Linked DNA regions of Homo sapiens: regions 1, 2, 3, 5 and 6 are each linked to region 4. Evidence: chromatin contacts called from ENCODE Hi-C or POLR2A ChIA-PET data. All regions are on one chromosome and are shown on one strand. The core of a region is the stretch at or near the end of the contact, and the rest is flanking DNA. Distances in the headings are between cores, read along the strand shown. Region 1 holds the start of NUP155 (nucleoporin 155). Region 2 has its middle 150 kb from the start of LINC00604. Region 3 holds the start of GDNF (glial cell derived neurotrophic factor). Region 4 holds the start of RICTOR (RPTOR independent companion of MTOR complex 2). Region 5 overlaps WDR70 (WD repeat domain 70). Region 6 has its middle 190 kb from the start of PTGER4.

Region 1 (2,700 bases), core at 16-2,515, 1.7 Mb before region 4:
TCTCACAAAGGGGTCACTTTTTCTAGCAACTGATGTAATTCCATAAGCCGTGGGGAGCTGGTTATAACTTAAAACTGTTAAACAAATTACTTTCCAGTCACCTATATTGTCAACACATATTCTGCCTTACTCTCCCTGTACATAAGCACTGTGATTTCCCTGTTCTCTTTCTTTATTCCACTGGTAGTTCTTTTAAGATCCTCCAGCATTTCATAACACACATCTCTACACATAATAAAGCGTTTCTTGGCCGGGTGCAGTGGCTTGCGCCTGTAATCCCAGCACTTTGGGAGGCCGAGGCGGGCGGATCACTTGAGGTCAGAGTTCGTGACCAGCCAGGCCAATATGGTGAAACCCCGTCTCTACTTAAAAAACACAAAAATTAGCCGGGCTTGGTGGCAGGCGCCTGTAATCTCAGCTACTTGGGAGTCTGAGGCAGAAGAATCGCTTGAACCCAGGAGGCGGAGGTTGCAATGAGCCGAGATCGCGCCATTGCACTTCAGCCTGGGCGAAGAGGGAACCGCTCCGTCTCAATAAATAAACAAATAAATATAAAGCAAAGCGTATCTTTAAGATAACATGCTAAATTTCCAAATTAACTTCGTTTGCTCTTACGATCTACTCAAACACTAACAGGAGAAATGAACAAATTTGGGACTTGGATCTGGAGATGCTTCTCATATGGCCTTAGCCATAAGCACTTGAGAGCGGCGAGAAGCTCATTAAGGTTGAGGTCTTTGCCTCTTTCTGCTTCAACTGGGAGCTTGCTCTTCACTCTTGCCCTCTCAAGTATCTACAATGAAGAAAGTGAGGAAAGGAAAAAACCTGAAAAGAAGCTGCTTGCTGTTCTCCAAAAATGCAGCCAACAGTGCCATAAATCTCAGCATATCCTCGCCGGGACCAACGCTGGGGATAAGTAGCAAATTAGGAAGTCAGGCGAGAGTCCTTTAGGTTGAGAAAGCAGGGTCACTATCACTCACTTGGGGCAGACACCATAAGCAGCTCGGAAAGGTCCGGGTACATGCGGTCCTCTTGCAACTGACGGTCGATGAGCCGTCCAGCATTTTCCAGAGCTTCCTGCAGGGCTGCGGCAGATGTAGAGGCCGGCATCGCCGCGCCCAACAAAGAAGACGGCATCTCGGAAATCGTAGACACCAGGGTCCAGAAAAAGTCAAAAACCAAGGAGAAACAAGAAAAGATCCAAGAAGTTAGCTTAGATCCGCCGCCTAGGGCGCGCGCGCCAAACGAGCGCCTTGGCGCCTCGACATGACGCACTTCCGCTTCATCCGGTGGGGAACTGGAAGACGCCGTTCTGGCCTGGGAAGAGGAAGCTGTTGGGAGGGGGCTAGAGGTTGTGGGTGGAGCTAGGAGGCTGCTGATGCTTTCGAGGGGGTTGAGGGTTTTGGGGTGTGGCAGGGTAAAATTAGGGTAGGTTATTTAGGGAAGGGAGGGAGGGAAAGGAAGGGAAGGATAAAGGGGAGGGAACAGGGAAGGAGAGGGGCGGGATGGGGTTGGATAGGGTGAGGAGGAAGGAGGGAGGAGGGATACGGTAGGTGGGAGCTAGGTCGTGTGTCTGGCCTAGGAGGTTGGTCAGGTTCCGTTGGTTTAAGCGCGTGCTCGACCTGAGTCTTGGAACTTCCCGCGTCGGTATCCGCTAACTGCAGCTATATGAGTTCGCGCATGAGCGCGCAGTTTGGTTCTCCAAGTAACTGCTTTTGTGAGAGTAGTTAAGAATTGGTAGGTCGCTGTCACAGAGAGGGATATAAACCAGTATCTCACTATATTCTTCGCGGGCTTCAGTGTAAATTAGAATTCATCAGGCTTTTCCATTTGCGTGTCGCTGTCTTTTGACTTTGTTGCCCCTTAGTATAAAATACGTGTTTAAGAAGAAGCTGAGTGCAGGTGGACCGCTGCCGTGCTTTTTATCGTGGCAGAGATAGCAGACAGTTCTAATTCATCTTTCCATTCCCAGCGCTAGTATAGGAACTCGTATGAGATAGGAACCCAAGAGTTCATACAATCCTAAGAAACTGAATACTTGCCTTGTGCCTGGTGCTGGGACTATCAAACTAACACAGTGTTTCCTGTCCTTAAGGTGCTTCAAGCAGAGACAAAGGGCTTCATTATAATTTTTCTATTTGGATAGGTATAAACTATAGCAGGATAGGAGAAAGCAGAGAGGTAAAAGAGGCTTCATTTACTACAGAAGGCAACCTGAGTGGGTAAATCAAAGCACTTTTTAGAAAGCTGCTCTTATTTAGAATCTCACCTAAGAAAGCTTCCAGTTATGTTCTTCAGAATTTCACAAATCAATAACTGAATTACTCTAAATTGGTCTTTTGCTATTTGAATTACATTTTTACTCCCTCAAAGACTTGACTACATTTCTGAAAATTGAAAGTTCTTTGATGTTACCAATCTACACTTAAAATTTGACATAGCCAATATACCAAGAAAAACTGGATTTTTTATCATTGGTATATAGATAGGCAGTTGGGTCTCTAGCTGTGAGTTTACTTTATTTGGTAGACCATAGATTGAAAAGTGGTGGTCTGGCACCGAGTTTGTTTTTAATTTGAGACAAAATACACAAAGTTTTCAACTCCATAAATTGGAAGATTCAACAACGTTGCTGTGATATTCCTGCATAGAAGTAAAGCTCCCCAAAGTGTAATCTAACTAACTTAATTCATTGGCATA
Region 2 (2,787 bases), core at 250-2,749, 1.3 Mb after region 4:
GTAAGTCCACTTAATGCTGTCGATAGGTTCTTGGAAACTGTGACTTAAAGTGAAATGACATACAACAGGTCTTTGAATAATATCATTTCTTTCAACATCCTTGATAAGAATAAAACATTGGTTTCATTCTATGTTGTTTTGTTTCAAGTCACAGTTTCCAAGAACCTATCAACAACATTAAGTGAGGACTTACTGTATAGGGTTTCCTTTATTTTCATTTTCTATTTTGCCAACATAACCACCAGCCTTTGCTTTAGTACAGTACCTACTCTTGAAGCTACCCCATCAGTGTTCACTGATTAAATATGAGGAGAAGGGAGAGGTAGGCTGCTGCTCAGGGACTTTTCACACTAAGACAAGAAACCAGAGCAAAGGTGATTCCCCCTTGCGTGGCTAAACTATGGTTGCTGAAGCAAAAGGCATTGGAGCAGAAATATTTCCCTTCTAATCACTAGTAATGCCTCAGGCAATAATGGATGCTTCATAAGCAAAGGAATTCCCACTAAACCATCAGGAAGTCTAGTGTAATAGCCTATTTCCAACCTGCCAGATTCATTGAGTGAATTGGAGCAAATCTCATCTATACTTCTCACTTTCTGATATAATTTTATAGAGACTAAATAGTAATGTTCACCATAATGTTGGATGAGCCTCACTTGTGAAGCATTCACTCAGTATATACCTGGCATAATCTCCTCAGATTGGTACTTTTTCAGATTTAAGAGGGAAATAGCTTGAAATTGAGAACTAATAGCAAATTACATGCCCTTAAGATGATACACCCTTCAATGACAAAACACTGTAGCACACCTCCAGGTCTGAAGTTAACAAAGAGGGCTGTCACTTCATTCAGCTGAATCCCTCCTGCCCTCCCCCTGCATACACCCCAGGCAACCTTTGCCCTACTACAATCTAGCTCATTAATTTGGTCAATGCAATTGTTTCTCATTTAAATCTTCCTGTAAAACATAGAATAGTCACTTCACTATTACATTGTCCCCAATTTTTTCAAAAGCTTGCCGTGAAGGGAAGGAAGCTAAGTAAGAAAAAGGTCAATGAAGCCAGTTGCAAAGAAGATTATGAAATGTTGCTCATTTCTGCTTTTTTTTTTCTTTTGAACCTCTGAATTACTTCATCTTTCCATCTGTCTACAAAGTTGTGGGTGCACATTAAGATATACAGACAGAATTCACAAACCCTTTGGTAAATTCACTCTTAGCACTAAATATCAACGGAGGAGAAAAAAAAAACGTACTATGTTTCCCAAAAGAAGTATGGGGAGACTATTTTCTATGATTAAAAGCATAAGAAAAAAAATAAAACTGATCCAAGAGCCCAGAGACTATTTTTATATGTGAAAAATATATACTTTAGTCAGGATTTGTAACTTCAGTAACTCCCTTTGGAAACCAAATTTCCACCCTCTCACAGTGTTTGGTTATTTAGGACTGAGTCAATTTGAGCATGATGAGTTTGGAATGCCAGCTGGCTGCAGAAGTGTGAAGAAACCTGTGTGGTCACCAACACTTTAAACATCACTCACAGTTCTGAAGTAGGGCTATCCCAGGAGCACTTCCTGGATGCTGGTGATCCACAAACACCAGACTATTTCCACTCCTCAAAAGGAAAAAGAATGGGGCCCTACCTTGCCAGGAAGAGGAATCTGGCAAGCAGGCTGAGAACAAGCACCACACAAGGCAATTTTTGCCAAGTGAGTCACCCATACCCCCTGGGTACAGGTGAAGCTCAAGGAAAGGACCATTCAAACTTCCAGCCTGCAGGAGCTGCAAAATCAGCTCCTGAACTCCAGTATTCAACTCATCTAGAAACACATTTTTATTCAAATCTTTAAAGCCAAAGAAGGTATCTAACCATTGTCCCAGCCTTCTCTTCTTTTATAGTATCACTAATTCCATAGTTATGTAAGTGCCTTTTATGTGAATGCACTGTACTAGACCCTTGATAGAGAATGGTTAGCAGAAAAATTAAAAAAGCAACCAAGATTCTACATTCTTGATTCTCATGGGAAAAATAGAGAAGAACTGAGAAAAGTCCTAAGAAGAAAACACTAAGATAGACACTAACAGGGAAAGTTTTACTCAAGGTGGTCTTATGTTCTAATTTTAATGTGATCACTTGGGGATCCTGTTTTAAAAAAAAAAAAGAAACATAGATTCCAGTACTAAATGCAGATTTGATATGTCTTGGGGAGAGTCTGGGACTATGCATTTTTTACAGGCTCCCAGCTGCTGCTGCTGTTGCTGCTCCACAAACCACATTTTTTAATAACAAGCCTCTAGGGTTTCTCTACATCTGTGGTTGTAGTTCTCTAAGTGTGGTCACCAGACCAGCAGCTACAGTGTTACTGGGAAACTTCTTAGAAATGCAAATTCTCAAGCCTCACCCCAGACCTACCGAATCAAAAGCTGGAGAGGGGGACAGGGCGGCAAGGATGCCAACACTCTATATTTTAACAAACTCTCAAGGTGATTATGACGCCTGCTAAACCCCATTCATCCAATACTAGTCATGAGCCACATGTGGCAATTGAGCACTCAAAATGTGGCTAGTTTGAATTGAAATATGCTGTTAGGATAAATTATATGCTAGATTTCAAGGACTTGAAAAAAGAATATAAAAATCCCTTATTAATATTTTTTATATTAAGTGCATGTGGAAATACTATCTTGGATATAGGAATTAAATTATATTATTAAGATTAGTTTCACCTGTTTCATTTTGCTTATTTTAATGTGGCTACTAAAAATTTTTTAATTACATATGCTT
Region 3 (2,709 bases), core at 167-2,666, 1.2 Mb before region 4:
AGCTGGCGGGAACCCGCGAAAGTCCGTTTCCAGCCCGAAGAGGGTTCGTTTTTCTTCGTTGGGGCAGGAAACAAACCACCAGTGCGGAATTAGCCTCGAGGTGGTGTAAAGTAGTGGCAGTGGTGGTGGGGTGTTTTTGGAAGGCGGCACAGAGTACAGGAGAAAAAGGGGTCATTAAAATAATAACCTCAATGGCCTAGTGGAGTCTCAAGAATACGTTCGAGACAGAGATTTGAATCCAGGACTGGCAAGAAAGCCCCTCTCCTAACCTCGACGGGGATGGTTAGTTGGGGTGGAGGGCGTTAGGAACGTGCAGGCAACCGGGTGAGGAATGTAGCTTTGCCAGACCTCGCCCGGAGGAGGTGAGCCCTCCATTTTTAGGTTCTCAGCACCTTTGCAGCAGCCCCTCCCCCGGCCTGCGCTTTTCCTTGGCACAGATCAAAACAAGCTCAATAGTAAGTTGCACTCTTGGCAATGATAGTATCTCTGCACGTCCAGAGAGGACACATTTCGACGGCGGTGGGTTCGAAGATGACCCAAGCCCTGAATCGTTCTGTGACTTGACGGAAGAGCACCTGGCCGAGTCGGGGAAGGAAACTGCCCCTCTTGGGCATTCCGGGTCCAGGCGCATCTGGGGCTCCACAGATCTTTGCCCACGTGGAAAAGGCAACATGCCCCTCCGAAAGGCCGGCCTCTCTCCGGTTCTACTTTTCTCTCTCCTCGCATAGCTTAGGTTCCCTCTAGTCTTTCCACTTTCTACTCTCACCGTTTGCTCTGGGGTCCAGACGCACCCCTCTGACTAGGGCGCCCTTCAGCCGGCCGCACCCACCCGCGACGCAGGCACCACCCGCTCCCTGCTCCCCGGCCCGCTCCCTCACTTACCTCGGATCGGGTCTCCGCAGACCCTAGGTTGGACATTAACTCCAGGTGCCCCAAGTCCCAGCCAGGAGACCCATCCGGGCTGATGGCTGGAGCGCGGAGCCCCGCCCAACAGGTCAGGGGCAAGAGTTCGCAATCCTGGGGTCGCGCGGGGCAGCAAGGGCGCGCTGGAGGCGGCGGCCAAGACTCCCGCCGCCGCCGCCGCCAACAGGGCGAGGGCTGCCGGCAACTCTCCCGCCGGGCCCCCGCACCCCCAGAAGCCGAGGTCCGAGCAGCCGCCGCTGCTTTGGGTGGGGGGCTGACAGGGCTGCGCGCGTCGCGCTCTTGGCTGGGGCTGCGCGGGCCCGGGGCGCTGCGGGCGGCTCAGCGGCAGCTGCCGCGCTCTGCGCCTCCTCTGGGCGCACTGCCTGGGAGCACGAGACTGGTTTGTCTGATGCTGCTGCCGGAGCTGAGGTCTTGCCTGGAGATCCGAACGAGACACCACGTCAACCGGCGCGGGGAGTCCCGTGAAGACATGAGGGCGCCAGGAGCGCAGGCTGGTCTTCTAGAGCCCGGGCTGGGGGTCCGGGGTCCGGGGTGGGGGAGGGGAGGCGCGGGGCCCCGGGAGGGAGGGGTCGGGAGGCGTCGGCTGGGCCTGGCGGTGGGGGAGGAGAGGAGAGCAGCGAGGAGGCCCTGGAGTTCCCGAGGCGGGGGGCCGGGGTGCGAGTGGGCGACGCGAGGCGCCCCTCCCTGGGCTGCAGGGAGAGCGCTGAGAGCGCGGAGACGCCGCGGGGCTAGCGCCTTCTCCTCTCCGGGTGGATCAAAAATCGAGAGGAATGTGCGGCGCTCTGCGCGGGCCAGCCGAAAGGGGCAATCCGAACTTGACCGCGGCGCCCGCGCCGGGCTTTGCCCCCGCGCGCCGCACTGGGAGGGTGGCGCTCTGCCGGTGCAGGGCAGCGCCGGGCTTTCCTCGCGCCTGTCGAAGGCCGGCCTTCCCGCTCGGGTGTCTCGCCCTCTCGCTTCTCCGCAGGGCAGGAGGCAGTGGCGAGAAAAGGAGCTGCCGGCCGGAGTTCTAGCACCGAGAAGGAGAGGTGCGGAGCGGCCGGGTGAGGGAAGCCGAGTATTTGCCAGGGGACGCTGCGAGTGGGGATGAATTTATAGGGCTCTCACTCCGTGACGTGCCCTCCAGTGGCTTTTCTGATTCGCTTTCTGACCTAAACACACATTAGTTTAGTCCCCATGCTAAGGCCAACACGGTCTCCAAATATCTGCTGGCTGAAGTCAGAGGCTTTGCATATCATGTATTACATGGCAGGCAATGAAGAAGGCTTCTGAGGCTGGCCGGCTCCTCAGTCCTAGGCTCCATTTTCATGCTGTTGTAATCTAATACCAGACATGGGGCAGGCACATACATTCAAAATCCCAATTCCAGAGGCGTAAGATCACTTTATCAGGAACGGGTTAGGGGAGGTTGAGCTAAACCTGCTTTTATCCAGATTTTCGAAAATGCAGATGGGAAACTTCAGCAAGCGCCCACTTGGATGCTGAGTTTCCAGCGATCAGGGGCCCGGCCCCCATTCCAGAGCTCTGTGGATGGGAGAGGTGAGACCTTCTGGGCATTCCTTTTGTTGGTTAGTTCACCACCAGAAGCTGCCTGAGCCTTCTTTTGTAGAGGACAGGAGGAGGGCAAGTCCTTACACACCCTGTGCATGGCTATAACCATAAATACATTTCATTCACATGGGGCATGGAATTGGCTGTACCTCTAAAATAATGTACTAAATAGGGCATGTCTTTGCTAAGCAGAAACCTGTTTTCCGGAAGCCATTGGACCTGAATTCAGTGGGACCT
Region 4 (2,700 bases), core at 17-2,516:
TTTTTGTTTACTTCCTAAGGTGTTTTATAGACCTCAGAAACTGATTCTGTACAGCTGAACCGGGTTACACTCCAAGCTACAGCCCGTGTGAAATATGACTTCGTCGGAATCAGTAGGCTCAATCCTGTTTACCGTGGAAGAGAAAAGAATCTTGTACGTAACTACTAAATCTTCAACGAGATAATGTCGAATAAACTCTAGTACTGTAAGTGATAGAGGAAACACTGGCTAGTAACGGGATTAGGTCATTAAAAATATCACCCGAGTTTCCCCAGTTCGGAAGGTGTAAACAAACCCATCTCCACTGCAGAAGGTAAACAATGAACCTGCAGCAGGGTGAGGGGGCGGTCTTTAGCCAACTACAGTCCCAGCGGCCCGGGAAAGGGAAGCAGAAGGGAAACAGCATAAACCAGACATTTAGCAGTAATGACCAGTTCTAGGTTTCACTACCAAGTTATCAATGCTGCGGGTCCCCACAGGACGGTGGGCAAAGGGGAAAGCAGTCACGCAGTCGGCAAGCACCGAGCAGGTCCGGCTTCTGCTCCGGGGACGGGGAGGGCAGGATGTGGTCGCTCTTCCCTCAAACATCCTCCTGCAACCTAAATAACAGCCTCTACCTCCCTCCAGCTGCCCCTAGCTTGGGCTGCCGGACTCCGGGATAGGTGCAAACCACTCTGCCGGAGCTCGAGCCCAGAGGGTCGCCGGGTCTGCCGAGTTCCACTCGGGGCTCCCCCGCACCCGCAGCAGCCCGAGGCCCGGAGAAGGGCTCGGGCGAGGGAAGCGGGCGCTGGGTAGGGGGATGGGTCCGGCGAGGCGGCCCCGGGCTCGGTTCCCGCGGGCCGGCAGGCGGGGCTCCGGCTCTGGCCCCCGCACCCCGCCGGTCCCGTGCGGGGCCCGCCCCTGCCTCTGGCCCCCAGCCCCGGACCCGGCTCCTCCCCAGCAGCGCGCCCTCGCGGCGCCCGCGGCGCCCCGCGTTACCTCGGGTCAGATCCAGCGGGACGTTCTCCTCGCCGCTGTCATTCCGCCCTGCGCGAAACAGACACACAGCCCCAATTAGGATTGGCTCGCAGGCCAGCTGCGGCTGCCCTGGCTCCGGCCAGCGCCCCGGCTCGCTCCCCAACCCAGGGCCAGGGGAAGGCAAGTGCCAGGGGTGGCGGGCGCCGGGCGGTGGGGAGTGAGGGTTGCAGCGGGCTTACCTCGTACTCGGAGGTTCTTCAGAGAGCGGCCGCGGCCGATCGCCGCCATATTGACGGGTTTCAGTCACAACACCGGAAACCTCGCCCAATCGCGCGAGAACCCCTTCCCCTCCCCGCGCGCCGCGCCCGCCCCCCGCGGCACCTCCCCCGCCCCCTCGGCGGCGACGGCGGCGGGTGGTGCAGGCTCGGCCCCAGCGCTGAGGGAGCACTGAGCCGACCCAAGGTCTGCAAGGAGTTCGCGGCACCCGCCCGCCCACGCCGGACCCGGAGGGCACGTCCGCCGGGAGGGGCAGTTCCCACGAGGAAAGTCCCATTGATGCGAGTTGGCAGTGTAGAGGATGCTCCCCTCCGGCCGCCGCGGAAGCCGTCGTCCAAATGCAGGCGAGCGGGGAGGAGGAGGCCGGGATGCGGCCGGCGGGCCACCTGCTCTCGCCGGCCTGCCAGTCTCCTGCTTGCTCTGAAGCCCTGCCATAGACGGCCCCGCTCCCCCGTGTATCCACTGAAACATTTTTTTATAAAAACGCTGCGCACAGTTTTAGACTCCTTTCCTGGAATCGCTTTGCTCCAACTAAGTTAACACGTAACAAAGTTTGTTTTCCAGCCTCGCCCTTGATCTTCAGAATGCCCCTCTCGGCTAGGAGGGCTTCTCCAAGTGGAAGTGGTTAGGCAGTTTTGTTTTTGGCCGCCAGGCGTAGGACGCGAGAAGGGGGTGCAGCGGCCGGGGACCAGGGCGGCGGTCCCCGCGGTGGGATCGCGCCAGCGCCGGGAGGCCGGGGAGAGGGTGTTCTCTGCCGGGAGCCGAGGCGAGGCTGCTGGGTACTGTGTCCGGCTTTTATGGCTCTGCAGCTCCTAGGATCGTGGCTCATGCAGGTGTTGTGGATTAATCTATTTTATGCATAAGCCTATTAACATTAGGGATTTTAATTCTAGAAACTGCTTAGTTAATACGTATGTGTACACACACACACACACACACACACACACACACACACACACACACACACACACACACACACACACACACCTGGCCACTGACCCAGCAGCTTTCTCTTGAACTACATTTACTTTAAAGAGAGGAGCGATTTGTCCTCTCCAGTTCCTCAGCTCATCTTTCTATTCCATGAGACTGAAAGTTAATTAAAAGTGGAGATCTAGCCTTAACCAGTTCTGTTTTCCCAGCTCCCAGTTAATGCAATATCTGGCACAAATAAGTATTCAATAAATATCTGTTGGATGAGTAAGTGCCCTGGATTTCTAATTTATTCCAATTCTCTGCTTACTTTAAAAAAGAAAAAAAAAGCAATATTGGGGATATTTGTTGAAGTTGTTAATAAGAGTGAACATTTGGAAACACTTAAATGACCAAAGGTAGGGATTATGTAAATTATGTCAACGATTAAAAGTGAAGAGGTAGACTTAGTAATAGGAAATAATGTTCATGATATTAAATCAAGCAAAATATTACAAATTTCCTGTTTTATAATAAAAGTTTAAATATGTACGA
Region 5 (2,700 bases), core at 10-2,509, 1.4 Mb before region 4:
CTTAAACAGCTTTTCATTTAGGTTAATGTCAAGTCTTTGTATTCTGTATCTCTGTTTTACTTCTGCTGTTGTCCTGCTGTTTTATCTCATAGATAGGGAGACATTATTAAATGCCTACAAATGTGCATTGTTTCTGAAAAAGCTTTATGAGATTTGGATCTTTGTGAACTAAAAACAATAACCACCTGGTCTCAATCTGCTGTCCAGAGGGACATATTGTATGTGTGTAAGAGCATGAAATTCGCTTCAGTGGTAAGTGTAACTGAGTTATGTGGATTTAGCATTCCATGATGCCAGCCTCACGTGGTAATGGACCTGGGAAACCTAATTTTGTGGTTTCAGGGCTGTCCAGAAAGGGAGATAATGTCAGGAAGAGAACATCTTTTTTATTTTTATGGAGTATCACCCAGATAATAAGTGATGGAATGGAATTTTACTTCAGGAACACAACTTTATGGTTTAAAAGAAAATGTCTGAAAGTTAGAGGTAAACCATCAGGATGATATTTGATATAGTAGACTAGCCATCAAAGTACCAGCAGGATTGTTTCCATTTTTATCTGGCCTCTTTAGTCAACCACTGCGCTTTTCCTTTGCAGAGTGTTGTTCGCTGCCTGTGGCATCCAAAGCTGAACCAGATCATGGTTGGAACTGGAAATGGATTGGCTAAAGTCTATTACGACCCCAACAAGAGTCAGAGGTATTTCATAAGTATTGCCTGTTTTAGATGGATGACAACAACTGGGGGGAGGGATTTCCCTCCCACCCCCGCTTTTATTTATTTCCCACTTTGATGGAGATCCACCCATTTAGAAAATGCAGCTGGAACAAAGTAAAGCCTCAAACTCCTGGTATTGTGCTTTAAAAAGGATTTGAATATTGCCCTTGATCCACACTGAATTCAAAGCGAAAGTTTCCTGGGAATTTGCAGTTGTTTAGCTGAAATGTTGAGTGCAAGGGGGAAAAACGTTCTGCCCACTTTGCATACCACCCTGGACAGAGGCATTAGCAGTGATACATGTAAGAGATTTAACAAAGCAGGGAACTAACCACTTACAGGAAATGGAATCAGCTTGTCCATTTTGCTTCTTTCTTTTTTGGCTTCTAGCAGTTTGGATGTTTGGCAAGATTATTCTCTGTCCGCAGAAAGGGACAGCACAGATACGTTTCCCCTCCACCCCCATGCCCACCCAAGTTTCAAACTTAAGCATACCACTGTATTTCAAAAGTCTGAAAACGTAACTAGAGGTTCAGTCATTTCCTCAGTTATTTCCGTTTTGCTTAGGCACAAAGATGGATATGTGTCATCACCCAGAAAAGATGGTTTTGTTTCTCTCTCTTAAAGTACAGTGACTGATAAGCTTTCTTTAGAGTAAGACTTGGTTAACTAGCATTAAAATTCACATGTGAAATTTACTGGGGTCCCATATAAACCTGTTTTAAGGTCCCACATCCTTTGAGGAAAGGAAAGCCAGCCTCTATTAATGAATATTCATTGGCCATAATTTTGCTCTGAATAGAAGCAGACAGCCCCATCTTCCTTCAGAGCTTCCTGGACTAGAGTTGGAATCCTGGCCTTATACAATAAAGTATATTTATGGTATTTGAAAACAAATAGGATTTTATTTGTTTTTTAAAAAAGAAATTAAAAATGCTAATGTACTTAGGATGGGAGTCTGTTTCACTTGAGAAAATGATGAGCCTCATTTGATAGCACCCATTTAGAAGGCACTTTCTGTGGAAGCTTTGCTTTAAGAAATTTACTTATTTGTATTTGCTTCTCTTGAAAAGGATAACTCTGTACTACTAAGGAGAAGTGCAATGTTCTAAGCACATTTTTGGTTAATCCCACACATTCTTGGGCCATAGCCCCTCGGCAACACTGCCAAGCCAACTCAGTTCCAGACACTTGTACTCTTGTATTTGAAAAGTGGACATATGCCATTTGGGGTGTAGACCACCCAGGTTGCTTTAGTCTGAGACATAAACTAAAATTTTAACCCTGTGACCTTTAGAGTGAAAAGGTTGGGTAATTTTATTATTTAAGATCTTAAAATTTCACATTATTCCTATAGGTTTTGTAAACTTGTGTCCTGTTGCCCTGTTACCTCTCCAACCCTCTTGCTTGTTAATAACCACTGACTGACAGACTTGCTTTTCCATAAGTTTAAGCTTTTATCACTGAGAGCCCATCTGTTGCCATCCCTCAGAAAGTCAAGTACTTGTGTAGATGGAGTGCATGCACAGAGTATGTTCCTGAAAGTATCTCATGTTTTCAACATGAAATTTTCTGTTTCTAAGACCAAGTAAAGAAAATAATTTGCTTTTACACCCGTTAGGGGAGCAAAATTATGTGTGGTTAAAACCCAGCGGAAGGCAAAACAAGCTGAGACTCTAACTCAGGACTACATCATCACCCGTAAGTCGTTAACATGCCTCTCAATCATGCATCTCTCTTCTACTCTCATGTGGTTTTGATTGCATAGCTTTAGAGACAGAGAAAGCCCTCAGAATTCAGGCATATATTACAAAATTGCCCATTCATGTGGATAGGACTACGAGTCATGTAACAGCTAACCTCTGTGGCTTCTGTGACTCATCACAGGGACAGGGTTATTTCATGCAGCTTTCAACCCAAAAGGGAAAAGCCTGTTCGAGTCCAATACATTACTTTATAGCAGTTTTTTCAAGAGTAACAGTC
Region 6 (2,775 bases), core at 201-2,700, 1.4 Mb after region 4:
AAAGAGTATATTCCAGGAAGAAGTGAAAATGATCCAAAAGAAAAATCTGAAACACAAGAAAGATTGGTGAGCAGAGAATGTGAGGAAATAATCTAAGTGAACAAAAATATGTGCCAAAATTTGAACACTGACTATATAAAATAATAATAGTAATGGGAGGGAATGATAAAAATCAGGCTAGTGATAAAATACTGGACAGTAATTATGTATAAACCAGGAGGCTGTGATTGGTAATTTGTGCTTAATTTTTGTAAAGTCTTTGCAATGTTATGAAAGAATATCTGAGGTCCAATTTTACTTGGCAATACATGGATATATAGAAGCTTTGCTTGATAGAGCAGCCCCTCAGATATAGTGAAGAAATCCTACAGATCAAAAAATATATATACCACAAACTGTAATGCTTACCAAAACAGGAAAAAAAGACAGATTATGGCAGGGGATTTTAAAGTCAGGAGAAAACTAATAACTTCCCTTTTTAAAGTTCACCTAATTGAAAGATGAAACAACAAAACGAAAACGCTTTTCTTGAGTTCACCCAACTCCTCAAAAGTGAAGTAGTAACCACCATCCCAGATCAGAGAACTGACATCATAAACCTTCAAGCCAACTCAGGTTTCATCTACCCTGCCCTACAGAATTAGACATGTGTGTGTGGATGGTGATGGTTCCTTACATAGTTTTTATCTCCCAACATTCACCAAAACTGTGTGAATCTCTCTGAAGAGGCACTAGAAACCTCTTGTGAACTAGTATTTCTCAAATTGGGATGTGAGAGATTGCAGTTTCCTCGGGAAGTAGACATCCAAACTGAGATGCTCTGGCTTTACCAACTATCAAAGTTGATACAAATGATTTTTTTTATACAGACCCCTCGAACGACCAAATAAATCATCTGCTCTCTCAACCAGAAACAAATAATCTAAGTGAACAAAAATACCTGGTTGAAATAAGTTTAGTGCAGGGTTATATTCTGCACCTTAAAATTGTGTTTCTGAGAGATATTCCTCATTGATTCATAAATTCGTCAACTTTGTACTGTTCAGGGTATCTGGATTAAGCATAAGCTTTGGAGTCAGACAGCCTGAATTTCAAAATCAGCCTCATAACTTACGTAACTATTTCTTAGCCCCACTTAGCCTCGGTTTCATCATCTATAAAGTAGCAATAATAACACCTGTCACACACAGCTATTTTAGAAATAAGTAAGATTTCAGAAATCGATTTCAGAAAGAGCTGGCACCAAGGAAGCAATCAATCAGTGTCAGCTATGAGTATTGATAACACTAATGGAGGCTGCATCTGTGTGACTAATCTGTACCAGGGGTTTAAATATCACTAACATTGGACTTTGGAATGCATAGACACATAAAATGTTGGAGTTTGCGGAGGCTTAAAGTTCACCCGTTCCAATTCTCATTTTCTGTGAGGATTTGAAACCCAGACAGACTCAGGAACTCGTACAAAGTCACACAGCCAGTATAAGGAACTGAAATCTGACCCTCAGCCACTGAGCACCAATAACACTATTTCTTCTGTGTCACAGCTCATGTGTCTTCTTTTTTAATCTTACCAGCAAATAATTTGTGAGGTTAATAAAAATTAAAATTGAAATACTTTTCATTGAGCACACCCCAGTGAAACGGAAGGAACAAGGGAACATGGGGTCTGGCCAAAGAGAAACCAAGTTTGAGGAAGAACGTGTTTGGCCTTCCTAAATATAGTTCACCATAATGCCAAGCAAAGGAAAACAAAGAGGCAAAAGATTATAGGCTCATTCTGATATCTCGTAGGCCTATTTATTAAGTACATGATCAATTTCATGGACAAATAATCTTATGTTTTTAGCAATTGTATTTTCTGGCCAAAAATTCTGGAAACTTGTGCTGACAATGAGATGAAATATTTTAAATGCCTATTATCTTTAAAAATTCAGGTTACAAAATTTAATCTACCAACCATTTCTATCACTGTATCTTGTTTTGACCCCACCCCCATTCCCCATTGGAGAGATATTTCTGAAAAGTGATTTATGGGAGCTGGCCTTATTTCCATTGCTTTAACTACCTTGGAGCCCTATCTTCTTTGTATTCTCTAAAATGACTGCCCTTTCTGCACAGTCACTAAATACCTATTGAGTAGCCCATGGTGTCCTTCTGATGACCATCTGATGGGAAAACTTGGACATTTGTGCTCATTATGAACCATCTGCCCTTGAGTCCAAATTTAGAATATACTAATTTTTAAATTGTATTTTTCAACCCCTATAGCTGGTGTAGGTTGAATTCAGCAAAGAATTTTTCTATTCTGTCTTTGGGGACCCTCCAGCATCTTCTCATTCACATCTGAAAGGACGTCTCCCAGTCCACAGTGCCTGTGATTGCCACATTCTGGTGAGAGCTATATGGCAGATTCAAAAATCATTGCGCAGCCTGTCAGCTGATTGGGGTGAATGATCAATGTAACCGGAACTAAAGTTGTATGACATCATCTTTGCCACAGCTTCACGTGACAAAGCTCACTTCAAAAGTGCTTCTTTCTCAGACAAAGCCCTTTAGTCAGAAAAGCCACAAGTAACAGTTAAAATCACCTGGTCCAACCATATGGAAAGACTCACCAAGGTTCATAAAAATGAAACCACCCAAAGTATATGAGGTCTTCTGAGTCCTAATCCAGGGCTTTGACATGGCATCACCAATGCATCACATCCCACATGGCTCTCACTTCTTCCCTGGCACCTCTGCAAAGTTCCAGGGGATTTCCTGCCTCTCACTC

The links. A loop is a pair of places that touch in the nucleus more often than their neighbours do. ChIA-PET counts read pairs that join two places held with the same protein, here RNA polymerase II (POLR2A). Pooled maps may share reads with other maps.
Region 1: a loop to region 4 is called in a map of B cell, with 8 times the contacts of the local background. The contact joins the promoter of NUP155 here to the promoter of RICTOR in region 4. A Hi-C loop is called at or near these places in 2 of 168 maps with a recorded cell type or tissue (B cell and CD8-positive, alpha-beta T cell), 3 of 37 single-sample maps with no recorded cell type and 14 of 50 pooled maps. POLR2A ChIA-PET finds 5 or more read pairs at or near these places in 3 of 52 experiments (GM10248, T-cell and activated CD4-positive, alpha-beta T cell).
Region 2: a pooled map shows a loop between it and region 4 (4-fold over the local background). The contact joins the enhancer-like site here to the promoter of RICTOR in region 4. A Hi-C loop is called at or near these places in 1 of 37 single-sample maps with no recorded cell type and 3 of 50 pooled maps. POLR2A ChIA-PET finds 5 or more read pairs at or near these places in 1 of 52 experiments (activated B cell).
Region 3: a loop to region 4 is called in a map of sigmoid colon, with 6 times the contacts of the local background. The contact joins the promoter of GDNF here to the promoter of RICTOR in region 4. A Hi-C loop is called at or near these places in 1 of 168 maps with a recorded cell type or tissue (sigmoid colon) and 3 of 50 pooled maps. POLR2A ChIA-PET finds 5 or more read pairs at or near these places in 1 of 52 experiments (A673).
Region 5: a loop to region 4 is called in a pooled map, with 4 times the contacts of the local background. The contact joins the enhancer-like site here to the promoter of RICTOR in region 4. A Hi-C loop is called at or near these places in 2 of 37 single-sample maps with no recorded cell type and 6 of 50 pooled maps.
Region 6: a loop to region 4 is called in a map with no recorded cell type, with 14 times the contacts of the local background. The contact joins the enhancer-like site here to the promoter of RICTOR in region 4. A Hi-C loop is called at or near these places in 5 of 37 single-sample maps with no recorded cell type and 7 of 50 pooled maps.

Annotation. Positions count from the first base shown.
Region 1 is chr5:37,369,841-37,372,540 of GRCh38, forward strand. NUP155 (nucleoporin 155) reads right to left here and starts at 1,266. Exons shown (of 35, transcript NM_153485.3): 1 at 981-1,266. The coding sequence starts at 1,137. RefSeq lists enhancers at 939-1,048, 1,169-1,258.
Region 2 is chr5:40,384,137-40,386,923 of GRCh38, forward strand. No RefSeq gene overlaps it. Among named protein-coding and RNA genes, the nearest start is that of LINC00604, 150 kb to the left of the region's middle. Within about 2 kb of position 1,500, at least 7 of the 41 ENCODE cell types and tissues checked have a DNase peak (open chromatin) inside an H3K27ac peak, as active enhancers do.
Region 3 is chr5:37,838,625-37,841,333 of GRCh38, forward strand. It overlaps GDNF (glial cell derived neurotrophic factor), which reads right to left and starts at 1,417. Exons shown (of 3, transcript NM_000514.4): 1 at 883-1,417. It overlaps GDNF-AS1 (GDNF antisense RNA 1), which reads left to right and starts at 1,260. Exons shown (of 4, transcript NR_145476.1): 1 at 1,260-1,414. RefSeq lists an enhancer at 341-1,278.
Region 4 is chr5:39,073,133-39,075,832 of GRCh38, forward strand. RICTOR (RPTOR independent companion of MTOR complex 2) reads right to left here and starts at 1,267. Exons shown (of 38, transcript NM_152756.5): 1 at 1,197-1,267; 2 at 979-1,026. The coding sequence starts at 1,245. RefSeq lists enhancers at 100-626, 1,153-1,679 and a silencer at 565-1,464.
Region 5 is chr5:37,720,517-37,723,216 of GRCh38, forward strand. It overlaps WDR70 (WD repeat domain 70), which reads left to right. Exons shown (of 18, transcript NM_018034.4): 14 at 599-699; 15 at 2,339-2,418. Among named protein-coding and RNA genes, the nearest start is that of GDNF-AS1, 120 kb to the right of the region's middle. Within about 2 kb of position 1,260, at least 3 of the 41 ENCODE cell types and tissues checked have a DNase peak (open chromatin) inside an H3K27ac peak, as active enhancers do.
Region 6 is chr5:40,484,106-40,486,880 of GRCh38, forward strand. No RefSeq gene overlaps it. Among named protein-coding and RNA genes, the nearest start is that of PTGER4, 190 kb to the right of the region's middle. RefSeq lists an enhancer at 2,641-2,700. Within about 2 kb of position 1,451, at least 5 of the 41 ENCODE cell types and tissues checked have a DNase peak (open chromatin) inside an H3K27ac peak, as active enhancers do.